2 separate regions of the Homo sapiens genome follow, and region 1 is linked to region 2. The links are chromatin contacts, found by Hi-C or POLR2A ChIA-PET in ENCODE. All regions are on one chromosome and are shown on one strand. Each heading gives the region's core, a stretch centred on a gene start or an enhancer-like site at or near the end of the contact. The rest is flanking DNA. Distances are from core to core; before and after follow the strand shown.

What was found. Hi-C counts contacts between places; a loop is a spot of excess contacts on that map. ChIA-PET counts read pairs that join two places held with the same protein, here RNA polymerase II (POLR2A). Pooled maps may share reads with other maps.
Region 1: a map with no recorded cell type shows a loop between it and region 2 (2.0-fold over the local background). The contact joins two enhancer-like sites. A Hi-C loop is called at or near these places in 7 of 37 single-sample maps with no recorded cell type and 3 of 50 pooled maps. POLR2A ChIA-PET finds 5 or more read pairs at or near these places in 2 of 52 experiments (WTC11 and activated T-cell).

Annotation. Positions count from the first base shown.
Region 1 is chr10:96,884,093-96,891,600 of GRCh38, reverse strand. All of the region lies in intron 2 of LCOR (ligand dependent nuclear receptor corepressor), which reads right to left. Among named protein-coding and RNA genes, the nearest start is that of LCOR, 56 kb to the right of the region's middle. Within about 2 kb of position 1,265, at least 3 of the 41 ENCODE cell types and tissues checked have a DNase peak (open chromatin) inside an H3K27ac peak, as active enhancers do.
Region 2 is chr10:96,643,047-96,650,223 of GRCh38, reverse strand. It overlaps PIK3AP1 (phosphoinositide-3-kinase adaptor protein 1), which reads left to right. Exons shown (of 17, transcript NM_152309.3): 7 at 1,369-1,565; 8 at 4,562-4,751. Among named protein-coding and RNA genes, the nearest start is that of TM9SF3, 60 kb to the right of the region's middle. RefSeq lists an enhancer at 4,683-4,752. Within about 2 kb of position 4,828, at least 10 of the 41 ENCODE cell types and tissues checked have a DNase peak (open chromatin) inside an H3K27ac peak, as active enhancers do.

The sequences.
Region 1 (7,508 bases), core at 16-2,515, 240 kb before region 2:
ACTGCACTCCAGTGTGGGCGACAGAGACCCTGTCTCAAAAAAAAAAAAAAAAAAAAAAAAAAAAAAAAAAGAGTCAAGACAGAGTAAGACCCTGTCTCAAAAAAAAAAAAAAAAAAAAGAGTCAGAAAAATCAGTATCAATGAACCCAAAATTTCTCGGAAAAAATCAATATTGACAAACCTTTAACTAGACAGACCAAGAAAAAAGAAGAGAGAAGATTCAATTTACTAAAATCAGGAATAAAACTGGGGACATCTTTACAATCTTATAGAAACAGGAAGGATTACAAGAGAATACCATGAACTATTGTATGCCAACAAATTAGATAATCTAGATGAATGGATAAACCTCTAGAAACTACCAAAACTGACTCAACTAAAAAACTGAAAAGACCTATAACAAGTATGAAAACTGTAATAAAACTTCCAACAAAAAAAACCCCAGGACCATATGGCTTCATTGGTGAATCCTACCAAACATTTAAAGAAGAACACCAATCCTTCCTTCAACTCTTCCAAAAAAAGAGAAAAGGGATGAATACTTCCAAACTCATCCCATAAATCTAGTATTACCCTGATAGCAAAGACAGACATCATCATAAGGAAACTACAGACCAATCTCCCTCACGAATAGAGATGCAAGAATCCTCAAGAAAATACTAGCAAACAAAATTTAGCAGCATATGACCATCCATCATGGAATTATCCCAGAGATGCAAGGCTGGTTCAACATACAAAAATCAATCAGTTGAAAAAAAGTCACCATATTAACAGAATAAAGCGGGGAAAAGAGAAACCTGATCATCTCAGTTGACATAGGAAAAGCACTGGACAAAGTCCAACACCTTTTCATGATAAAAACGCTCAACAATCTAGGAATAGAAAGGAGCTTTTTCATAACCCTGGTTATGAAACAGCTAACATACTCAATAGCAAAATACTGAAAGCTTTCCCCTAATATCAAAAATAAGGCAAGGATGTCTGCTCTTACCATTTCTACTCAACATTGTCTAGAAGTTCTAGCAAGGGTGGTTAGAAAAAAGAAAAAGAAATAAAAGGCATCCAAATTGGAAAGACCAAGTAAAACTACTTTTATAGATGACATGATTTTATATATACATAATTCTAAAGAATCTTTCAAAACACCACCATTAACCTAATAAACAGGTTCAGCAAGGTTGTAGAATACAAGATTAGCATAAGAAAATCAGTTTTAGGCTGGGCAGGGGTGACTCACACTTACAGTCCTAGTGCTTTGGGGAAGTAGAGGTGAGAAGATTGCTTGAGGCCAGGAGTTTGAAATCAGCCTGCACAACACAGCCAGACCCCTTCTCTACAAAATATCTTAAAGGTTAGCCAGATGTGGTACGTAGTCCTAGACTGAGGTGAGAGGATCACTTCACTCCAGGAGTTCAAAGTTACACTGAACTAGGATCATGCCACTGCACTCCAGCTTGGGCGACACAGCGAGACTCCATCTCAAACAAAACAAAACAAAACAAAAAAACTACACGCATACAAAGAAAATAACGAGTGCTGGTAAAGGAAGTGAAGAAATGGGAGCCCTCACACATTGCTGGTGGGAATGCAAAACGGCGCAGATGCTCTGGAAAACAAGTTAGGTGTTTCTCAAAAAGTTAAAAATAGAATTACCAAATGACCCAGCATTCCACTCCTAAGTATATACTCAAGAGAAATGAAAACAGGTGTTCAAACAAAAAGTCATACATGAATGTTCACAGCAGTATTGAACAGCAGCATTATTCATAATAACCTGACAGCGGAAACACTCAAATGTCCACCAACTAAAGAGTGGATAAACAAAATGGAGTACAGCCATCCAATGGAATATTATTCAACCATAAAAAAGAACTGTTAAGGACTCAAAGTTTATGTCACTCCCAAAATTCATGTTAACGCCCTAACCCCAGTGTGGCTGTATTTGGAGATGAGGTCTCTAAGGAAGCAACAAAGATGAAATGAGGTCAGAAGGGTGGGTCCCTGATCTGACAGAATTAGTGTCCTTGTTAGGACAGAAACCAGAGAAGGTGCACACACGCTCGAGATCACTTGTGCTACCTCCCTGCATGAGCACAGAGAAACGGCTGTGTGGGGTTAAAGTGAGAAGGTAGCTACCTACAAGCCAGGAGGAGAGGCCTCAGCAGAAACCAACACTGCCGGACCTTGATCTGTACTTCCAGCCTTCAGAACTATAAGAAATAAGTATCTGTGGTTCAAGCCACTAAGCCTGTGGTATTTTGGTTATGGCAACCTGAGCTGACAACATGAATGAATACTGATACGTACAACATGGATGAACTTCAAAAATATGCTAAATGAAAGCCAGACACAAAAGGCCATATATTGTATGATTCCATTTATATGAAATGTCCAGAACAGGAAAATTCACAGACATAAAGGATATTATGGAGGAAATATGGAAATGGAAGTGACTATGTAATAGGTATGGTCTATCTTTTGGGAGGTGATCAAAATGCTATACAATTAGATAGTGGTAATGGTTGTACAACACTTTGAATATACTAAAAGCTCCTGAATTATACACACCTTAAAATGGCTCAAATGGTGAATTTTAGTTTTTTAAAATGGAGTGAAATAACGGAAGATACAACTTGGATTACTCTCAAATACATGTTGAGTGAATGAAGCCAGTCTCAAATGGTTACACAGTGTATGATTCCATTTATATGACATTCTCTAAAAAACATAACTATAGCAAATGAATGGATCAGAGGCTGCCAGAGGTTTTGGGTGGGGCAATTAGAAAAGACAGCACAGGGAACTTCTTGAGGTCATGAAACTATTCTGTTTCTTAGTTGTGGTGTTGGGTATATAAATTTATACATGAGGTAAAATTCATACAACTGTACACAAAAATGGTCAGTTTTACTACAACTTAATTTAAAAAATAAAATTTCTCCTACAAAAAAAATCCATCAGTCTATTTTGCACTTGACCAATGTTTATTTGTAACATCATTACTGGTCATTTGGAAAGCATTAATTCACTGAGGTATGTGCATTTTCCATCACACAATGTAACACCAAAAAAAAATTACATTTGTTAATATCACTACTGATCCTATCAGAAAGGTCTTTTAAGGGAAGTTCTCATGCCCGCAGTAGTGGATTTAAGTTTTCCAATATTCTAATTTTTCTTGGAAGCTGAAATTGACAATATATACTGTTCTTTTTTTTTTTTTTTTTTTTTTTTTTTTGAGACGGAGTCTTGCTCTGTCACCCAGGCTAGAGTGCAGTGGCATGATCTGGCTCACTGCAACCTCCGCCCACCGGGTTCAAGCGATTCTCCTGCCTCAGCCTCCTGAGTAGCTGGGATTACAGGCGGCCACCACCAGGCCTGGCGAATTTTTGTATTTTTAGTAGAGACAGGGTTTCATCATGTTGGCCAGGCTGGTCTCGAACTCCTAACCTCATGATCCGCCAACCTCGGCCTCCCAAAGTGCTGGGATTACAGGCGTGAGCCACCACACCTAGCCCACTTCATTCATTTTTAAGACAATGTTTGCTAAATACTGAAATCTGAATAACCACAGTTTGTCAGATATTCTTCCAAGTAAAATGGTATTCTACGAAAAAAGTAGGCCAGGTGTGGTGGTTCATGCCTGTAATCCCAGCACTTTGGGAGGTTGAGGCAGGTGGATCACCTGGATTCATGAGTTCAAGACCAGCCTGGCCAACATGGTGAAACGCTGTCTGTACTAAAAATACAAAAATTAGCTGGGTGTGGTGGTGAATGCCTGTAATCACAGCTACTCGGGAGGCTGAGGCAGAAGAATTACTTGAACCCAGGAGGCAGAGGTTGCAGTGAGCTGAGATGGCGCCATTGCACTATAGCCTGGGTGAGAGTAAAACTCCGTCTCAATTAAAAAAAAAAAAAAAGTAGCTAGTTTAGCTTGCAACTCAATCACATAAGTGCTTTTATGCATATTTTCCATTGCATTGCATAGAATATTAAGGAGACCCAAGGCTCATGATTAAGTAGTATTTTTTTTTTTTTTGAGACGGAGTCTCACTCTGTTGCCCAGGCTGGAGTGCAGTGGCGTGATCTTGGCTCACTGCAGGCTCTGCCTCCCAGGTTCACGCCATTCTCCTGCCTCAGCCTCCCAAGTAGCTGGGACTACAGGCGCCCGCCACGACGCCCGGCTAATTTTTTGTATTTTTAGTAGAGACGGGGTTTCACCATGTTAGGATGGTCTCGATCTCCTGACCTCGTGATCCACCCACCTCGGCCTCCCAAAGTGCTGGGATTACAAGCGTGAGCCACCATGCCCGGCCAAAGTAGTATATTTTCACTGTTTCATTGTGGGCATTCTTAGGTAAAACTGGCACATGCTCTGAGTGCAAGGCAGTGAAAGACTATAATATCTACTATAAAAGTTTGGTGCCACTGTCTTAATTTGTGGACCAGAGCAATTTTACCCATCATCACTCCTTCCATATCAGAACAACTGTCAACACAGTGCAAAGGGGAAATGACACCTTAATATCATCATGAAAAGAATTCTGACCTTTCTGATCCCTAAGTCTCAGGAACCACCAGGGGCCCAGGGACCACACCTCAGAGACTCTGAAGGATCAAATCAATCCATTTTTGTCACAGGTTTCTTGCTCTATTTATTAAAGTTACAACTAATAGTTACATTTTCAGAATAGTGTAGCATATCTTTAGGTCCCAATTTGCTGAGTAAAAGAGTATAAAGTTATATGATTAGAATACTGGTTTAAAGATAGGAATAAATGGGTACTTTTGACTGGAGATGTGTAAGCAGTAGGATACCTCAGTATCTAGTCTAATTATTCCAAGTGCTCAGGAAAAGATGTAGAGTTTACAGATGGCATTAAAGATTAGACAAACAATCCAGTAAAATCTCTTAAGGTTGAGTAAGTATAAGGTCATGCCATTTAAGGAAAAAACAACCCAAATTAGATTTATACAAGGACCCTAAGCAATCAGCAAGTCCTAAGTGGTGGTGTATATTCTTCTCTGAATCTACAATTATTACAAAGAATGTCAGTACAGCTAAAAGAGAATACTATAAGTTGTTGAACGTTTTTGGGAATAATATTATAAACTAAATAGTATGAGTTAAGAATCCCTAATCGGAAAATCTGAAATCCAAAATACTCCAAAATCTGAAACTTTTTTAGCACGGTCATGATCCTCAAAGGAAATGCTCATTGGAGGATTTCAGATTAGAAATGCTAAACTGGTAAGCATAACTCAAATATTCCAAAATCCAAAATAATTCTGGTTCCAAGCATTTGGGATAAGAGACACTCAACCTGTATATCTCTTATGTGGTGATGAACTGATTACTAAAGTTCTGAGTGCACTTCAACAAAGCAAATATAAAGGACTAGAATGATGTATGACAAAGTCTTTAGCCAGGTACGGTGGCTCATACCTGTAATCCCAGCACTTTGAGAGGCCAAGTGGGGCAGATCACTTGAAGCGAGGAGCTCGAGACCAGCCTGGCCAACATGGTGAAACCTCGTCTCTACTAGAAATAAAAAAATTAGCAGGACATGGTGGCGCATGCCCGTAGTCCCAGCTACTCGGGAGGCTGAGGCACAAGAATCGCTTGAACCTGGGAGGCGGAGGTTGCAGTGAGCTGAGATTGCACCACTGCACTCCAGACTCTGTCTCAAAAAACAAACACAATCTTTAAAATCATTAAGGGAAACATATCAAGAAATATTAAAACGGGGCACCCTTTTTAACAAAAATATAAAATCAAATCTAAAGTATCCCATAATTAGAACTTTAAGTAAAACCTGACCAACCCAAATTATCTTTTTTTTTTCTTTTCGGTTCATCCTGAACAACCCAAATTCTTAACTGAAATCCTTTTTAAAAAAACATTTAGCCAGGTGAGGTGGCTCACACCTGTAATCTCAGCACTTTGGGAGGCAGAGGCAGGAATCACTTGAGCCCAGGAGTTTGAGATCAGCTTGGGCAACACAGCAAGACCTTGACTCTACTAAAAAAAAAAAAAAAAAAAAAAAATTCAATTAGCCAGGAGCAGTGGCACTGGCCTGTGATCCCAGCTACTTGGGAGGCTGAGGCAGGAGGGTCGCTAGGGCCTGGGAGGTCAAGGGAACAGTGAGCCGTGATCATGCCACTGCACTCCAGCCTGGGAAACAGAGTGAAAGCCTGTCTCAAAAAAACGAAAACAAAAACAAAAACAAAACCTAATTAACATCCTAATGCTAAAAGAGAAACAAATGACAAGTCAACAAACGATTAAGAATGCAATTTTTAAAAACATGCATTGTTACATTCTAAGCTCAAAACACATTGGGTACAAATCTGAAAACTTTACTATTTTCAAATGAGAAGTGATGTTCTAAATAACTGTAAAGCACTGCATTTCCGTAAATTAAGTATATACTAAAGCCAAAATAATGTGGTATTTATTTAATGGCATTTTCCCAAAAGGTCTATAAATAGATTTACAGGAAACTTCCAGTTGAACAGTGATAGGTTTATTGGTGGGACCAAACTATTCAGAGAAGTATGTGAAGACAACTTAAAAGTCTTATTACTATATATAATGGATAAAATATGTGATAAGTGCACACGTATACCCACTCCCCTCCCCAACAAACACACACATCAAGCTAAGCTGAAAAGGTAGGTAGGAAATGCCTCACGTACCAGAAATGAAGAATCTGGAGGACAGAGCTGAGAGTGCACTGATTAATATGGGTAACATGCTGTGTTACCCATGTATTAAAACCAACTTGGGTTTTAATACATATGCAGGGGCAGAAGGGCCTTAAGAAATGAAACTGAGACTCTCGCATAAAGGCTAAGACCCTAGACCTTACTCAAAAGTGTGGTCCACTGACCTGCAATATCAGCATCGGGCAGCTTGTTCCACAGAAATGTAAATTCTTATACCTCAACCCAGACCTAATCAATCAGAATATCTGGAAATGGTATTCAAGAATCTTAGTTTTAACAAGCTTTCCAGGTGATTCTTATGTTTACTGAAGTTTGAGAAGTGCTGTCCTAGAGACACTGCACCCCCAGGTGCAGAAAGGATTGACTGGGGAGGGGGGATATCCAAACACTGGCAAAGGAAGTTCTTCTCTTCCGAGGTACAGAGAAAGGATGACAGTCTTGCTGGACAAAGTGAACCCCTTGCTTATGCCCTGCAAAAGAATCCAAAGATACTACTTTAGCGTTTTCAAATATGTTGCTCCCAGGATCACTTTATACTCTTAAAAATTACTGAAACCGCTAAAGACCTTTTGTTTATGTAAATTATATCTATTGCTATTTGCTATATTTGAAATTAAAACAGAAAATGGACTCACATTCCATTAGCTGTTAGAGTGATGGTATAATTACATACCATAACCTCTGGAAAACTTCACTAGTGAGAGAATGAAGAGTGAAAGGCAGATAACAGCTTAGTATAATTATTATGAAAATAGTTTTGACCTCCTGAATCTTCAGAAG
Region 2 (7,177 bases), core at 3,579-6,078:
TCTCCTGGGGGACTCTCTTTCGTATTGCCTCTCCCCATTTTCCTACTATGGAATGTTCTTGCAGCACTTTTGTAGATGTGACTATTCTCTATTAAGTTTGGGGCTTAGAAGAAAGTATTTCATAGCCTGACAATTTGAGATCCTGGGAATATTTTCAGACCCTTCATTCCAAGGTCATATTTGGAATAGAAGGCTGGGTTTGTCATGTTAAAAAATATACATTTGTATATAAATGTATGTCTATAAAGTTGTTGGGCTTAAAAATAAACGTTTATGAAAAAAGAGATTTGTCCCCAGCTCCGCAAACACAAACATGTCCATTTTCTTGGTTGAGTTTAACTTGCTGTATTCAGATGTCAGTAGGTGGAGGGGGTCCGTGGGGACCCAGCACCTCTCTGGAGTACTTTGCTTTTCACCAATTAGAGAGTGAACTGACGTCCTGGTGGGGCTTGTGTGCATTAAGACCAACATTCAAAATCTCTCCTAAATAGGAACCCTGCTGAATACTATCTTACTTATCCTCCCAGGTCCTTTTGAGATAGTCTGGAAGTATTTTCTGGTTGAGAACTAAAGGCAGCGGAAAGTCTAAGGAACATACCCAGGATTACTTGGTGTACTTATCATGAAATTAGGAATAAGGGCTAAGAGGATGAACTGCTTTCTTTTAATCAGCACGAAACAATAGCTTTAAGAAATACATGCTCTGAACTTTGCAGAGAAGTTCAAAACATGATTCCTATTGTACTGTGTGGCTGCTAGTTAAGCCTTTAAACAAACCCGGCACATTTTGAACTGGTACTTTTTCTCAGGATTCTCCAGTCCTGTTAGAGAAGATGGTAGGGTATTCATTATTAGATTTGCTAATTAATTAAAATGTTATGGCCGGGTATGGTGGCTCATGCCTGTAATCCCAGCACTTTGGGAGGCCGAGGCAGGTGGATCACTTGAGGTCAGGAGTATGAGACCAGCCTGGATAACATGGTGAAGCCCCATCTCTACTCAAAATACAAAAATTAGCTGGGCGTGATGCACAGCTGTAATCCTAGCTATTTGAGAGGCTGAGGCGAGAGAATCACTTGAAACTGGGAGGCAGAGGTTGCAGTGAGCCAAGATCGCGCCACTGCACTCCAGCCTGGGTGACAGAGTGAGACTCCATCTCAACAAAAAAAATTATGTCCTCTGCATCTGAGGACATGATCTTCAGTGGTGTCCTGAAGGAAGCTGTTAGATGTTAGGTCAGTCAATCAATAAGTAATGGCTGAGTGCTTTCTGTTGCCATGCTAGTCTTGGCAGCTTCATCTCCATGAACAAGGGCACCCTGTGCCTTTATTTTTATCTGCCTATTAAGTTTTCCTTGATAATTTTCAGATCAGAGGGATGAAGAGCTGCCCACCCTGTTGCATTTTGCTGCGAAGTATGGACTGAAGAACCTCACTGCCTTGTTGCTCACCTGCCCAGGAGCCCTGCAGGCGTACAGCGTGGCCAACAAGCATGGCCACTACCCCAACACCATCGCTGAGAAACACGGCTTCAGGGACCTGCGGCAGTTCATCGACGAGTATGTGGTAAGGTCAAGGCAGGAGGGGCCCAGGATTGGAAATGCACTCTGTGGTAGTATGGCTGCCCTTTCACCCAAAATACGAACAGATTTTATCTCTAGCATGTCCTCATGTACCTCTTCTGGCCATGGGCAGTATGTGTGGGCTTAAGAAATGAGGTCTGGAGTCACATGGACCTGGGTCCAAATTCCTGTACCAACACTTGTTAGCCTTGTGACGTTGGGTAAGTCACGTATCCTCTCTCAGTTTCCTAATATGCAGAAGGAAGATAATCATAGTTTGAGTCATAGAGTTCTTTTGAAGGTAAAAGGAAATCATTTCTATTAAGCACTGAGGTTCACCCTCACAGAATTTACAGAAACCTTTATAGAGTGAATCTGCTGAAGGTAGAGGCTGATCATCTCCCCCCACCTCCTCACCTGCCTCCAGGGCACCATGGTGGGATGCTCCTAGCTGCCTCACCCGCCTTCAGGCCCCGGTGAACTGTATTAGGCTTGGTTTCTTCTTCAGCAGAAACCTCAATAAAGCTGTGCACCTGGAAAGGCATCAGGGCAGCAACTCTAAGGCCCACCTCCTGCTGACAGCCTCGCTCTCTCTTTCTAACCCCCTGCCTGGGTCCCATGTTAAGACAGGCAGGTATGCCCAGTTTATCTGATCATCTGGTTTGGGGCCCTCAGCTCCTCCTCAAACATTGACTTCTGGGTCCTTCTTTGAGGCTGATCGCACCCCACGTCTACATCTTATTCCATGCCCCAATATTGCCTCTGATGCCTAGGAAGCAGCTGCTCTTCCTGATCCCAGTCCCTCGTGGTTTTCCTCCTTCTTCACAGACTCCCAGAGGGTACCTGAGAATAGCTCAGCCTCTCGCATGGGGCTGTGACCTCACAGGGAGCAATAAACACAGCCCGGTCTTGCTCTCGACCTCCAGACAGGACAGAGCCTGATATCTCCCCAGAAACTTAACTCTCTGCTCTGTGTTGGAAAATCTACAAGACAGTGATTCACGGAGGCACAGAGGGGACTTCCCAGTGTTTACAGGTGTATAAGTGTTTTGAATAAAATGGTGTGAGTCCTTTTTTTTGGGCGTCACTGACACAAATAAGTCTAAAAGGTGCTCTCAGTCTGGGTGTATTTACTCAGTTTTTTCTTAAAGTCACAAATGTACCAAATGTAGCATTTCATTTCCATGCCAATAGTTTTTATTAATAACCTACTGTGTTCATAGTAGTAACTAGTATTTATTGAATGTATTTGATTTGAAAATGTATTATCTCATTTAATCCCCACCACAATCCTTTGAAGTTGACAGTATTGCAAGCCTTACTTTACAAAAGAGGAAAACGGCTTAGAAAGGCAAAGTCACTGTGCTTAGGGCCACAGACTATTCAGGGCAGAGACAGGATTTGCACCTAGTTTGATACTGAAGCCCGGGCTTGTTATCCTGTTGTATTTAACTGGGATGTTTAAAGATGCACTTTCATTTTGTGCCGAAGTCAATCTAGGTCATACCATCTTTGCTTTCTCCCTGTGGTCACCTTCAACCGATGCAGCTTCAGCATTGTGACCAAAAGACTGTCCCTTTGTGTTGCTTATGGCCTCTTAGAACTGTCCCATTTCCTTTTTTCACCACATCAAAACCAAAGGTGAGATCTGGAATCTCCAACATTTCACAGCTGTCATCTGTTTTATTGGGTCTCGTGAGGAAACTAACGAAGTGTCAATAAAAGATTAGCTATCTTAGGGTAGTGGTGGTGAAAATGAGGATTTTTGTGGGTTGATGCTGAAATAAGGATTGTGAAACACCAAAGTTTCTTACCAGGAAAAGTTGTGCAGAGGTTTCAGGGAAGTCACCTCTCTGGCTTCACAATCACATGGAGGCAGGATGGCAGTGGGAGGCAGGGGAGAACCTTTCTGATGTCAGGACACTTTATCCAAGATCATCTCTCCTTTTGGGCACATAGGACATAAAATCGAGGCTGGAACCCCTGGAAACTGTCAGGGTTCCTGACAGTTTGGAGGAGACTGCTGAAGGAACAGGGGCTAGTGTGCCAAGCTGCGGAGTGACCTCTGACTACACACAGGGCGAGAACACCTTAGCTGCATTCCTGTTCAGCTCATTTGAATTTCTGCGTGGCTAGTCAGTAAAGGTCACACCTTCTTGTGTCATTTTTTTCCCTTTGGAGGAACCACTAGGGTGTAGAAGAAGTATCAGAAATCAGGATTGCAAGCCCTTGAGTAAGATACTAGATTTTTGTGAGCTTTGTTTTTCTCATCTGTAAACTAGAGAATATTATACCTTTCTCAAGCAGTAGTGGAATGGATTACAGGAGATAGGGTATAGGCAAATACCTAGCATTGTACCTGACATTTAAAAGGTGCTCACGGGAAAGTATTTTTTTTTTTTTTAGACAGAGTCTTGCTCTGTTGCCCAGGCTGTAGTGCACTGGTGCGATCTTGGCTCACTGCAACCTCCACCTCCTGGATTCAAGCAATTCTCATGCCTCGGCCTCCCGAGTAGCTGGGATTCCAAGCGTGCTCCACCATGCCCGGCTAATTTTTGTATTTTTAGTAGAGATGAGGTTTTGCCATTTTGGCCAGGCTGGTCTCGAACTCCTGACCTCAGGTGATCCACTTGCCTTGGCCTCCTAAAGTCCTGGGATTACAGGTGTGAGCCACCACATCAGGCCATGGGAAAGTAATTTTTAATTTGTATCCTCTGGTCAGTGGACATTTAACGAGTATTTCCTGAGTGCCTAACTCTGTGCTTAGTGTTGTAGGAAGATACGAAGATTAAAACAAAAACGTGAAATAAACTAAAAAAGGTGGGAAGCCTGGCCTCAAGGAGCGTTCAGTCAGGTGGGAAAATACAAATACACACAACCAGTTGTAATCCTGACTCATGGGAGCCTTTACTTTGCTGGCCACAAGTGCCTTCGGGGGCCAAGTTCCACCCGGAAAGTCAGGCTGCCTCAGGGCGCCGTGGGCCTCATCTTCTCTTTCAGGAAACGGTGGACATGCTCAAGAGTCACATTAAAGAGGAACTGATGCACGGGGAGGAGGCTGATGCTGTGTACGAGTCCATGGCCCACCTTTCCACAGACCTGCTTATGAAATGCTCGCTCAACCCCGGCTGTGACGAGGATCTCTATGAGTCCATGGCTGCCTTTGTCCCAGCTGCCACTGAAGACCTCTGTAAGTAGCACAACCCAGTTCTGCTTCCACCTTTCTGCTGAGAAACAGCTTTTTTCATTCCGGATGAAGATGGCGCGGGGCAGTCCCTATGTACCCTCACTTCACCCCAGAGAGATGAAGGTCCTGTTTTACACAAAGCTAGGGCTGGAGTCATGTGCTGTGACAAGCAGAATTCTTCTCCAAACTTCCTCTGTTATGACTGCTGGGAGAGTTTAAGCAAATATCTGGAAGTCAGAATTGATGAACTCATTGCCTCGTGATCTGAGAGGCCAAATCAGTGGCTCTCAGCCCTCAGTCTCCAGGGGTCCTTTTTATAACAAACATTTTCCTACTCTGACATGAGGTTTATGTATTATATAACCTACCTACATATAAAATTCTCAGAAATCAAATATACTGCCCTAATTGAAATAGGAAAGAGAAATTAAAGAAGAGGACATACTCAAACATGCCTGCACCAGAAGTCATGACAAAAGAGTCAGATGCAGACACACTCAGAATCACGGTCAACGGCTTCAAACATTGACTGACACGTTTGCAGTCTTGGTGGCTCAAATGATGGGAATAATGTTGGCATTGGCACCTGGATTTTCCTAGATGGTGAACAACTCTTTATGATTTCCTTTCCATTTTCATAGAAATTGAATTTCTAAAAAATTAAGTGTTTGCAAAAATAAGATGTGTTTATATGTGAAACAGTTTAGGTTCTAGGCTCAGAAAATAATAAGCAGATTTTTTGGGGGGCGAGGGGTAATTTGATTTTATTGCATTAATATATAGTAAGCTTATTTTCAAAATATCATTCTTCAGGATCATGATTTTTCTTATAAACTGTCTAACAAACTTTGCCCACTTTTTATTATCTTGTTTTTTCCAATGCAAAAGTAATGCCTTTTGACAAAAGTGAATGAGCAGTAGAAGTTCCCCTCCAACACCTAAACTCAAAACAAAATAGGAATCTTTAACTGAGTTGAGAGAAGTTCTGTGACTTGTGACTCCCAGCCAATATGGCATTGGTAATAATTAGTAATAAAATGAGGTATATTTGTCTATATTTTTGCTTATATCTGCTGACATTAAATTTAAAAATACAGACATACTTGTACATATACACAGATATGTAGAAATATACACATAGGTATAAATATGTATCATACGTACTTTTTAAAACTTATGTGTATGTCTAGGGAAATATTTGAAAGTCACGAGGGACATGAAACATCTCTTCATTGGGCAGGGCTGTCCCACACATAGCAGGATGTCTAGGGTCCTTCCCCCTTTTCCTAAATGCCATCTCCTTGGTGACCACCCAAAATACCCTCATAGATTTTCCAAACGCCCCCAGGGGGCAGTGCCACCACCCTTGAGAACCGCTGATCTGGGTAACAGTGGATCTGATCTCCACGCACGTACTGGAGTTGAAGCAGGAGACCCACACAGCAGGCCCTCTAAGAGGCTTATTCATGTGTTACCATCATTCGCTACCAAATGCTAAGCATGCGGAGGCACCACCGGAGACTTAGCCCTCCTTCCCTCTGGTTTTCATTAATAGATTCAAGGAAGAGAAGTATCAACCAAGGTATCAGCATTATGGATGGGGGAATTTCTGGAATGGGCTATATTGAGTGTTACAAGCCTTCAGCCTGAAAAGAAGACAGTAGGGCCCTGGGCCCACAGGGAGGCGGGCCTGACTTTCCCATCCATGAACTCATGGAAGAGCAGGCACCAACAGGATGCCTTGGAGAGAAGGCATAGGTTGGTCAGAGGGCCAGAGGCAGTCTCTGATGCCAGCAGGCCTTTGACACTGACCCCAGAACCTGCAAGATGTGGTCCAGAGGTTGTTAGGTGTTTGCCATTCAGATTGGGTGCTCCTTTAGGGGAAAGAGCAATAAAAGCTCCTCTCCGTCACCTAACTGGGAGGCTTAGAAGTGCTGGTGGAAGCTCTTCCAGAATGAGCTGTGCCTTGGCATGGATGTGGGGAGAGAAAGCACCATCGCTACCATCCACACCCTTGATTTCGGACCTGAAGTCCGAAAGCTACCCCACTAAGATGCTTTTCTTACCTGCACTTTACAAATGGGGAAACAGAGGCACAGAGGGGCTGAACATTCCCAAAGTGTCACAGCCAATCAGTGATAGAGCCCAGATTTGAATCCAGATTTCTCTGTCATTAGGACCATATTCTGCAGAAATTGTTATCCAACACCATGCATTTTAGTCGTGGTTCCTTTTGGAAAAACCATCTAGCCTCTATAGCCTTTCTTCCCCTATCTGCAGCTCCAGATATTGGATAACAAAGCAGCCTCTGGCGCCCCCTAGCCTTGCCCATCATCCTATCCATATACCTAATAAGCATGTCTGGAGCATCTAGTACATTTCGGTTACTGATGTCTTCTGGGTGTTGGAGATACAGGCGGGGAAGTGGG